Linked DNA regions of Mus musculus: region 2 is linked to region 1. A link is a loop called in an ENCODE intact Hi-C map of the cell type or tissue named here. Cell type or tissue: heart. All regions are shown on one strand. Each heading gives the region's core, and the rest is flanking DNA. Links, peaks and the distances in the headings are about the cores only.

Region 1 (4,399 bases), core at 314-4,313:
TCTTATAAAGCATTTAATTGAGACTGACTGACAGGTTCAGAGGTTCAGTCCTTTATCATTATGGTAGGAAGCATGGCAGCATCTAGGCAGGCATGGCACTGGAGGAGCTGAGAGCTTTACCTCTTGTACCGAAGGCAGTTAAGAGAAGACTAACTTCCAGAAAGCTCCAGAAAGGTCTCAAAGCCCATCGCCACAGTGACACACTTCCTCCAACAAGGCCACACCTACTCCAAGAAAGCAACACCTCCTAATACTGCCATTCCCTGGGCCAACCTTACTCAAACCACCACAGTGTATAATCTGCTGTACAGAGCTGGTGAGAGCCAATTCCTGTCTTGTGTCTGTATCTCACCATTTACATGTTAGCCAAGGGTTTTGTTTTCTCTCTCTCTCTCTCTCTCTCTCTCTCTCTCTCTCTCTCTCTCTCTCTCTCTCTCTCTCTGTATGATCAGTGCACAATGTTTGAGACTTTTACATACTACACTTGTACTGTGTCATTGACTGAGCTATAGCCTCACCCAAATGTTACCTTTTTTTTTTTTTAAGTTGCATTTATTTATCAAAAAAATTGGAAGGACTCAACTGGTACACTACTTGTGACAAAGGTGCCATATCACAGCCAGATCTTAGTAATAACTAGAGTATAGAGGGGCTCTAGTTTTGCAATTATTTTGTAAATTTAAAATGGTGTTTTGAAAGAACATGGTAATTTAAATGGAACATAGTAGTTTAAAAGAACATAGTAGTGAGAGTTCAAATTAAAGTAGTTTAATTGTGAATTTTATGACACCTTTTATTGAATGGTAAAAAACATAGGCCAGTAGTGTACACCTTTAATCCAAGCACTCAGGAGGCAGAGGCAGCCTGGCCTATGCAGGGAGTTTTAGGCCATCCAGGGCTAGCTACACAGTGAAACTCCATCTCAAAAAGAAAAAAAAAATCTGTCTTCTATTACTGATGTATGTCTTCATTTCCCATTTTTAAAGATTCTTTGAAGTTAATTATCCTTAATTTATGTACTACCTTAATGGGTGACATTTTATATGTCTTTAATACAAAAATAATCTCTTCTTGATACTTGTTTATAAAGTGGATTTTATCTTGCAGCTGATGAGATGGCTCAGGAGGTCAGGGCACTTGCTGCAGCCAAGCCTAGTGACCCGAGTGGGAGACATAGACCCTTCATTGTGGAAGGCAAGATATCCACAAGCTCTCCTCTGACCTCATGCATGCACATCCAAAATAAATATATTTTTTTAACTTTAAAAAAAATTATGTGTATTGATATTTTTTTGCCTGCGTGTATGTTTGTGTAAAGATATTAGATTTAGGAGTTACAGCTAAGTTATGAGCTGCCATGTGGGTGCTGGGAATTGAATCTGCGTCCTCTAGAAGAGCATTCAGTGCTCTTTACTGTTGATCTATCTCTTCAGACCCCAAACTAAATATTTTAAAATTGACTAAAACCCAGTAAAATTTAAAAACTCTTTACTCCTTCCCCAGGTAAACTGAATATTTTTTTTTTTTTGTTTCGAGATTTTAGTTGGAAATATACTACACTTATATTTCTACTTCTAGCAAAAGTCAATTTACATTAATCTTATCACTTGAGAATATACTTACTGTGCTCTGTGCTTTTTTGGGGTGTTTCATAATTTTCTTGTTGTTGGTTTTTTGAGATGGAGCTGACCCTGTAACCTTGTCTTGCCTGGAACTTGCTATGTAAACCAGGCTGGCCCTAAACTCACAGTGAAAGTGTTGGGACTAAAGGTGTATGTCACCACACCTGCAAAGTTTTTTATAATTTAATTATTTTCTTCATATAACACTTTGGGTAGTTATTCCTAGATACCATTTTGTTGTTATATAGGTTTTTTTCTGATTTTGTTTAAATTTTTAAAAATTTTTAAATTAGCCATTTTCTGAGTTCTTTTCCATTTTCGTTTGTTTTGCTTTTCCATGGAGCTGGGGTTTGAACCCACGGCCTCATGAATGATAGACAAGCATGGTAGCTAGATTGCAGGTTCATTTTGAGCAGTTGTGGTGTCCTTGGACCTTGCTGCTATTTCCTGTCTTCAGTGGGTTTCTTCTCATACCACTCTCCATTGACTTGGGAGTCTTTAATACACCTAGAGTTATACTTTTATTTCATGTTATTTTTTAACTATGACAAAATTTTTTTTAATCATGTTTAGGTCTTTTCAGTATGTGTGTGTGTGTGTGTGTGTGTGTGTGTGTGTGTGTGTGTGTTGGCACTAGAAATTGAACTTAGAGCCTCACACAGTCTTGGCAAGTACTTGACAAGTATATTGACTTACATAGTCTTGTGTGTGCATATGTATATGTATCATGTATGTGCATACGTGTCTTGAGTACACTTGTGTGCTGAGGCCACCAGGGTACATTAAGTACCTTCTATATTGTTTATTATATATGTACATATATAATTTTTGAAAATTATTTTTGTCTGTGTTTGTTTTGCCTGAGTACCTGTGTACCATATGCATGCAATGCCCTTGGAGGCCAGAAGAGGGCAGCAGATCCACAGGACCTGGAGTTACAGATGGTTTGGACCTGCAATGGAGGTGGATGCTGGAAGAGTTACAGAGGGTTCTGACCCACCTGTGGGGGTTCTGCTCCTCTGGAAGAGAAGCCAGCGGAGCTGCCGGTCCAGCCCGCCATCTTATTTTTTGAGACAGTCATCTCTCCTTGCGTATGAGCGTGCTGTTTACGAATCTGCCGGTTTCTATCCCCAACACTGGGTTTGAAGCACACGTGGCCACTCCCAGGTTTTATGTGGGTGCTAAAGACTTAAACTCTCGTCATCCTATGTTCACAGCAGATGTTCTTACCCACTGAGCCACTTCACAAACCCCACAAGTCCTTTTGAGTTTTTGAGACAGGGTCTTACTAAGTGACCCAGGCAGGCCTTGAATTTATGATTCATATGAACGGCCTTGCCTAGATGGTGATGATGATGATGAGTGTGTGTGTGTGTATGTGGGTTGACTTAGTTGTAGTGTCTTATGTAACTAGAACTTTCTAATAGATTAAACTACAATTACATTTGTCAAATTTTGTCATGAACATTTTTTTTCCAATTAAGTTTCTAGCTCTCAGGAGGCCCAAGGGCTACAGCCGGCTGTAGACAAGCCCCTGGAGCTGAGAGGCCTGCAGAATAGCCTCTAGAAGAGGGCATGCGGTGTAGAGGACAGGGGCATAAGGGCTACCCAAAGGAGGGCCTGCTGAGGAAGTGGTGGGGCACCCCTACTGGGAGCCAGTGACAGCAACAGCAGTCACAGAGATAGATGAGATCTTGGCTCTACCCTGGTTGTGCCACATCCTGGCCTATTTGCTCCATTCTTCCTCCCCGGGTTTGGAAACAGCAGAATCTCTAAACCTGCTCTCCCTCCTGGGATCTCCATCTGGCAGGCATCAGCACCCGAACCATACTCCAAGCAAGCAAGCGATGCTTTCTCTGTCCAGAGAGATGGAATTGAATGTCAGTTAGAGACCTACGCCCAGGGAGGTATTTACTGTGTGTTTATTGAATACACAACATAGAAAAGGTAACCATTACAGCTCCCAGTACATGAAGAGAGCTGGAAAGAGAGACGATTCTAGGTCCACGTGGGTTTGGGTCATTAAAAAACCACAATCCAAGCGTATTTCTGGTGATGATGTCACGTGGGTGGGCTTGTCGCTATTCAAGTTTGTCCTTCCTGTCTTTAGGCGTCTAGACTCAGGAGTGAGAGGGCCTCTGGGTGGATTTCCACACAATTTTCTCCAGGGTGGCATTCTCATCGAAGGACCAGTTCCTCCCTTGGTCTGCCAATCAGTTGCCCGTGCAGCCGTGGCTTATACCTGAGGAATGGGATAGGAGGCACAAGCAGCCAGGCCACACATGTTCTTCCCACGTTCAATGAGGAAGTACCTGGGCAGAGAGAAGGGATTGAGGACTGATTAGTAGCATCTTCGCCTCAGAACTTTCTAGAATGTTCTGGTGCAAACCAAAACTTGAGAGATTAGGCCCTCTGTATTTCTTCACAGAACAGCTATTTTATCAGCAGGAAATGACTGGCCGCACTTTGTAACTAAATTCTTCCTTTTTCTCCTTGCATAGCCTACTTCTCCCCGGAATTGATGGAGGTTCCCTTCTTGCTGCTGTCTGGGTCCTCATATAGCTATCTAACAGCCAGTATGGCTTCCTAAAAACAAAAACTCTCCTTCTCAGTTGTGTGTGTGTGTCTGTCTCTTCATCCTGATTCAAAGGGGGTGGGGGTGGGGGCTGTCACTCACTGTAACGAATTCACTGATTTCATTTCTCAGACCCTTCCAGAGGTTGGTTTTGTCCCAGCAAGACGTTGAGGTCTGCCTGTAACCTTCAGTTACAGACCTC
Region 2 (4,399 bases), core at 234-4,233, 50 kb before region 1:
CGTTTCGCTGAAGCAGACACAGGAGAGAGGTTGTTCTGCTAAAGCAAGCATGTGAAAGGACACATGAAGGATTCTTCACTAACGACATGCATGCAATCGGTCTGCCTTGCATTGTGTAGTTGTGCTGCATTTGTGGGACACCATAAAGAGAAATGCACCAAAAAAAAAAAAAAACTGCTGGTGGTGTGCTGCAGTTTCTTGCTGCTTCCTCTGACTCTGGCTAATGGGATACTCGAGCTGAGGTAAGGAACGTGGAGGTCACATGAGGCTTGGAGGGTATAAACGGGACTCCACAGAGTGACAGAGGGAGAGCTTAGCTTGCTGGTACAGCTAGCAGGGTAGTGCTTGAGAGTCTTGGGTTTTCAATGATCTTTGCTCCCCTGAGAGAGGCACAGCTGAAAATGTTGCCTGGTGTTCCTGTTGGTCCCTCTTGCTGATTCGTGATAAGGCTGAGGCCTGGCTGTCTCTGCTAGTTCATGTCACCACTATTGCTATCCCTATTCTAACGAATTGGACTGCTGGTCTATCCATGAAGTGTTTGTGAGTGGATCAAGCTGCCACTGCCTGCTAACCTGTGAACTGACTGCCAATTTCCAAACAGCACAGATAGGAGTTGCTCCAAAGAACCATTTTAAACAAGTCCACTACCCCCAACCCCTACCCTATCCCTGTATCCTTTCTTCCCCACTACTTCTGGTACGTAGTAGGCTACACAGGAGGTTAAAGTGTTTAAGATCCATCATTAACAATAAGACTAAAGTAGGGCATGGTGGTGCACACCTTTAATCCCAGCACTTGGGAGGCAGAGGCAGGTGGATTTCTGAGTTCAAGGCCAGCCTGGTCTACAAAGTGAGTTCCAGGACAAAGGTTACACAGAGAAACCCTGTCTCGAAAAAACAAACAAATAAACAAAAAAACCGAAAAAACAAAACAAAAAGCCAGATCTTGTTTTTTAGAATAAAAACAGACTGTTTTATAAACACGATGCCACGATATCCCTTTCACCCTTTTAATTTTAGACTGTTTTTCATGCATTCCTAGGTTACCCTTAAGCCCTATGTACTTGAAACCTTGAACCTCTTGTAACCATAATTTTTTCAAACCTTATTGGTTTTTTTTGTTTTGTTTTGTTTTGTTTTTGGGTTTTTTTGTTTTGTTTGTTTGTTTGTTTGTTTGTTTTTTCAAGACAGGGTTTCTCTGTGTAGCCTTGGCTGTCCTGGAACTCACTTTGTAGACCAGGCTGGCCTCCAACTCAGAGACCAGCCTGCCACTGCCTCCTCCTGATTAAAGCCATGGACCATGCCTGGCTAGTGTTTTTACTTAAATGCAAGATGGCATTTTATTCAGCAGTCTGCTCTCAGTAACTCATACATCTACACTTTTCCATTTCGGCATGTCCTTATCTTGTCTCTTACAATCAGACTATTACAATTCTCCAGCTAATCTCCATTATGTCCAGGTCGGTTACTACATATGAAAATTATGATCCTCTGGCTCTTTTAACCTAGCAGAAATCATGAAAAGGGATGCGATATTGTAGCTCGGCCTACATAGCTTGTCTAACATGACGATGAGTCTAGGGTTGATTACCAATCAAAACAAAACCGAGGCCAGATATGATGGGCTATGCCTTCAAACCCCGCACTCAGAAGGCAGAGATAAAAGGTCTCTGAATTCAAGGTAAGTCTGGCTCATAGTGAGTTTCTGTTTCAAAAACAAAAATAAGCCAGAAAGCAACAATGTTGCTTCTTCATGATATTATTTTTCTACCCCATACCCTTTCATATCCTGTAGTTAAAAGGCAGGTGGATCCAAACAAAATATTTCTGGTGAGATTAAATAGCACCATTGTTCTCAATAAATACATAGGTATCCATACGTTATGGTGTCACTGATGGTGACAATTATCTCACTGATGTTCTATTTCTAGATTAGGGTGACAGGCAGCACCCAACAGTTCCTGCCGGTCAAAATTCTTTATTTAGACGGTGTTGTGTAACTTTCCCTCCGATACACGAACAAACGTCTGCTTTGATAGGGCACCAGCCAACAGACTCATTGTACCCAAGCTCAGCTTGGTGAGTTTATTGGGATTGTTTGCAAGTGTGTGTGACCCAAAGGCAGCTAAGACAGGGAAGAGCCCACCCTACTCTGGTCTTCAGGAAAGCATAGTTGGAGCTCCTTGGGGAAGGAAGGGTCTTCTGAATCTTTTATCTTTCTAAGCTTCCTGAGTCTTGTAAATTCAGTTAGCTTCTTTTTCAAAGGTATTTTACATAGCAAGTGTGTGTGTGCACACAACAGTCAGTTCCCTCGTGTCTCGATGGGGATCCAGGGATGGAACGCAAGAAATCTGTTAGCTGGGGTTGGGAAGTTAAGTTCCCTTCCACTGAGCCATCTTGTCACCCTTTGGTATCTGCCGAGGCGCTCAAGACTCTCCGGACTTCGGTCCCGAGCTGCGTTGGTGCTCGCGCCAGAAACTTCTGGGTGACAGGCCCCCAAGCAGGTAGCGGGCCAGCTTCCTTACTCTGCTTTACCTAAGGGAACCGGAGACTCTGGCCGCTAGAGGGCCTTTTAGACATTTGTATTGAACAGCAGAAGTTTGCTCGCATGGAGGCAGAAACAAAATACAATTCATTTCGCAAGCAATTTTACAAAAAAAAAAAAAAAAGATAGAAAAGAAACGGAAAAACAGAGAAAAAGAAGCTCGGAAAAGGTAATTTAATATATGGTACACCACTTGAAACAAATTAAAATAATGTCATTCCTTTGAGGGGACCTAGGAAAGGTGACATACCAGCTGCCCGGCTAGCTCAGTCGGTAGAGCATGGGACTCTTAATCCCAGGGTCGTGGGTTCGAGCCCCACGTTGGGCGGTTTAGTTTTCGGTTTTCCAGGTCTCCGCGATACCTGCTTATGAAACCAAGTTACTTATTGTTAAACAATCCAATACTAAAAGAACCATAAAGATGAAGCTAGTATCTTGCTAATGGCTTTTGCCAACGTGGTTGTAAGGACAGAAATGACTACTACAAGTTATATCATATCCGCACCACAAACCCACAAACAACCAGCACCGACGTGATACGTAGCATTTAAATGAGAAACAGCAGGCTGTTTCGCCTAGGAAAACATTTTGCTATTTCAGTGTTCTGTTTTAGGGGCAGCCTAAAATGAAAAGTTGGGGGATATCGTGATATGAAAATTAATGAAACGTAGAGTTCACAAACACTGCGGAAGTGATCTTCAGTTTTTTAACGTGTTGATGAAAGTAAGCTCGAAGAGCAGCGCTATTGTCTTTTTAAACTATAAGACTGCGTTGGCTACGCGCAATCGGGAACCCACCCTTAGGATTTTTTAAAATCCCTAAAAATCCCTTTCCCTACCCCTTTTATTAAAGTTGGTGATTGAAATGGCAGGTTTGTTTTTTTGTTTTGTTTTGTTTGTTGGGGTTTTTTGTTTGTTTGTTTTTTTGGTTTTTTTTTTTTTTTTTTTTTTTTTTTTTGCTTCTGTCCTTTCTCCATAGGTTTTTCCCAAAACAATTCACATAGAGTAAAAGTTTGCTTTTATATACTGACAACTCCAAGTTCTTAGATATTTTCAGTCATCCTTCAATGATTCTTTTTGGTCTTGTTTTTAGTTTTTGAAGACATGGTTTCTCTGTGTAGCCCTAGCTGTTCTGGAACCTGGAACTAGCTCCATAGACCAGGCTGGCCTTGAACTCACAAAGATCTTCCTACCTCTGCCGGGCTGGAATTAAAGGTTTGAGCAACCACCGCCACAGGGTTCCCTCAGTAATTAATTTTTAAATGTCTTCCACAATTAACATACCTTATGATCATCAATTCAAAGAACAGTTTCAGAATGGAAGACAAAACATGGACACTTCCCACAATCAGCAAGCTGAGTTTTTCAAAAGAATAAGAAACAAAACAAGAAAGGAAGAGGGAGATGGGGGTGTGGGGGGGGGCGGGGGGGGCGGGGGGGGGGGAGAGAACAAAGGAGGAGGAGGAAGGACAGAGAATGGGAGGGAGGGGATGGTGGGAGGATCCTCAGGCGTTCTAATTACACAAATGCTCTCTCTCTAAGTGTTATGCAGAGGGATGGAATTCTTCTTAGACCGCAAAGAAGCAACTGTAAACTGATAAGAAATCAGTGAAAATACCATACATCTATTTAATACAGATCAGGGTAATGGGAAGGAGTGTACGTCCACCACGGCCACCTCCATTCCTTACAGCAAAGCCTTAATTCCCACGATCTCAGAAAGCCGTTTTATTTAGAAATAATGTCATAGATGGATGTAATTAGTCTGGATGACGTCGGAGCAGGCTCCTAATCCAGTATGACTACTGGCCTCTTCCCAAAGGAGCAATCTAGACAAAAACATCCGTTTGGAGCAA

What was found. A loop is a pair of places that touch in the nucleus more often than their neighbours do. Peaks named below come from ENCODE experiments on the same cell type or tissue, not always from the same donor. Only the 100,000 strongest peaks of a DNase experiment are listed, where the experiment ranks them.
Region 2: a loop joins it to region 1, with 2.4 times the contacts of the local background. A loop is called at or near these places in 1 of 42 quality-filtered maps.

What each region holds. Positions count from the first base shown.
Region 1 is chr9:90,075,217-90,079,615 of GRCm38, reverse strand. It overlaps Ctsh (cathepsin H), which reads right to left. Exons shown (of 12, transcript NM_007801.3): 12 at 3,521-3,934. The coding sequence ends at 3,859. Among named protein-coding and RNA genes, the nearest start is that of Ctsh, 23 kb to the right of the region's middle. In heart, for the core only: a CTCF peak has its summit at 2,523 (motif pointing right); a DNase peak (open chromatin) is centred at 2,575.
Region 2 is chr9:90,124,982-90,129,380 of GRCm38, reverse strand. n-TKctt18 (a tRNA gene) reads left to right here and starts at 2,800; the gene lies at 2,800-2,872. In heart, for the core only: a CTCF peak has its summit at 2,562; DNase peaks (open chromatin) are centred at 560, 2,040, 2,520 and 2,860; H3K4me3 peaks cover 1,538 bases; H3K27ac peaks cover 457 bases.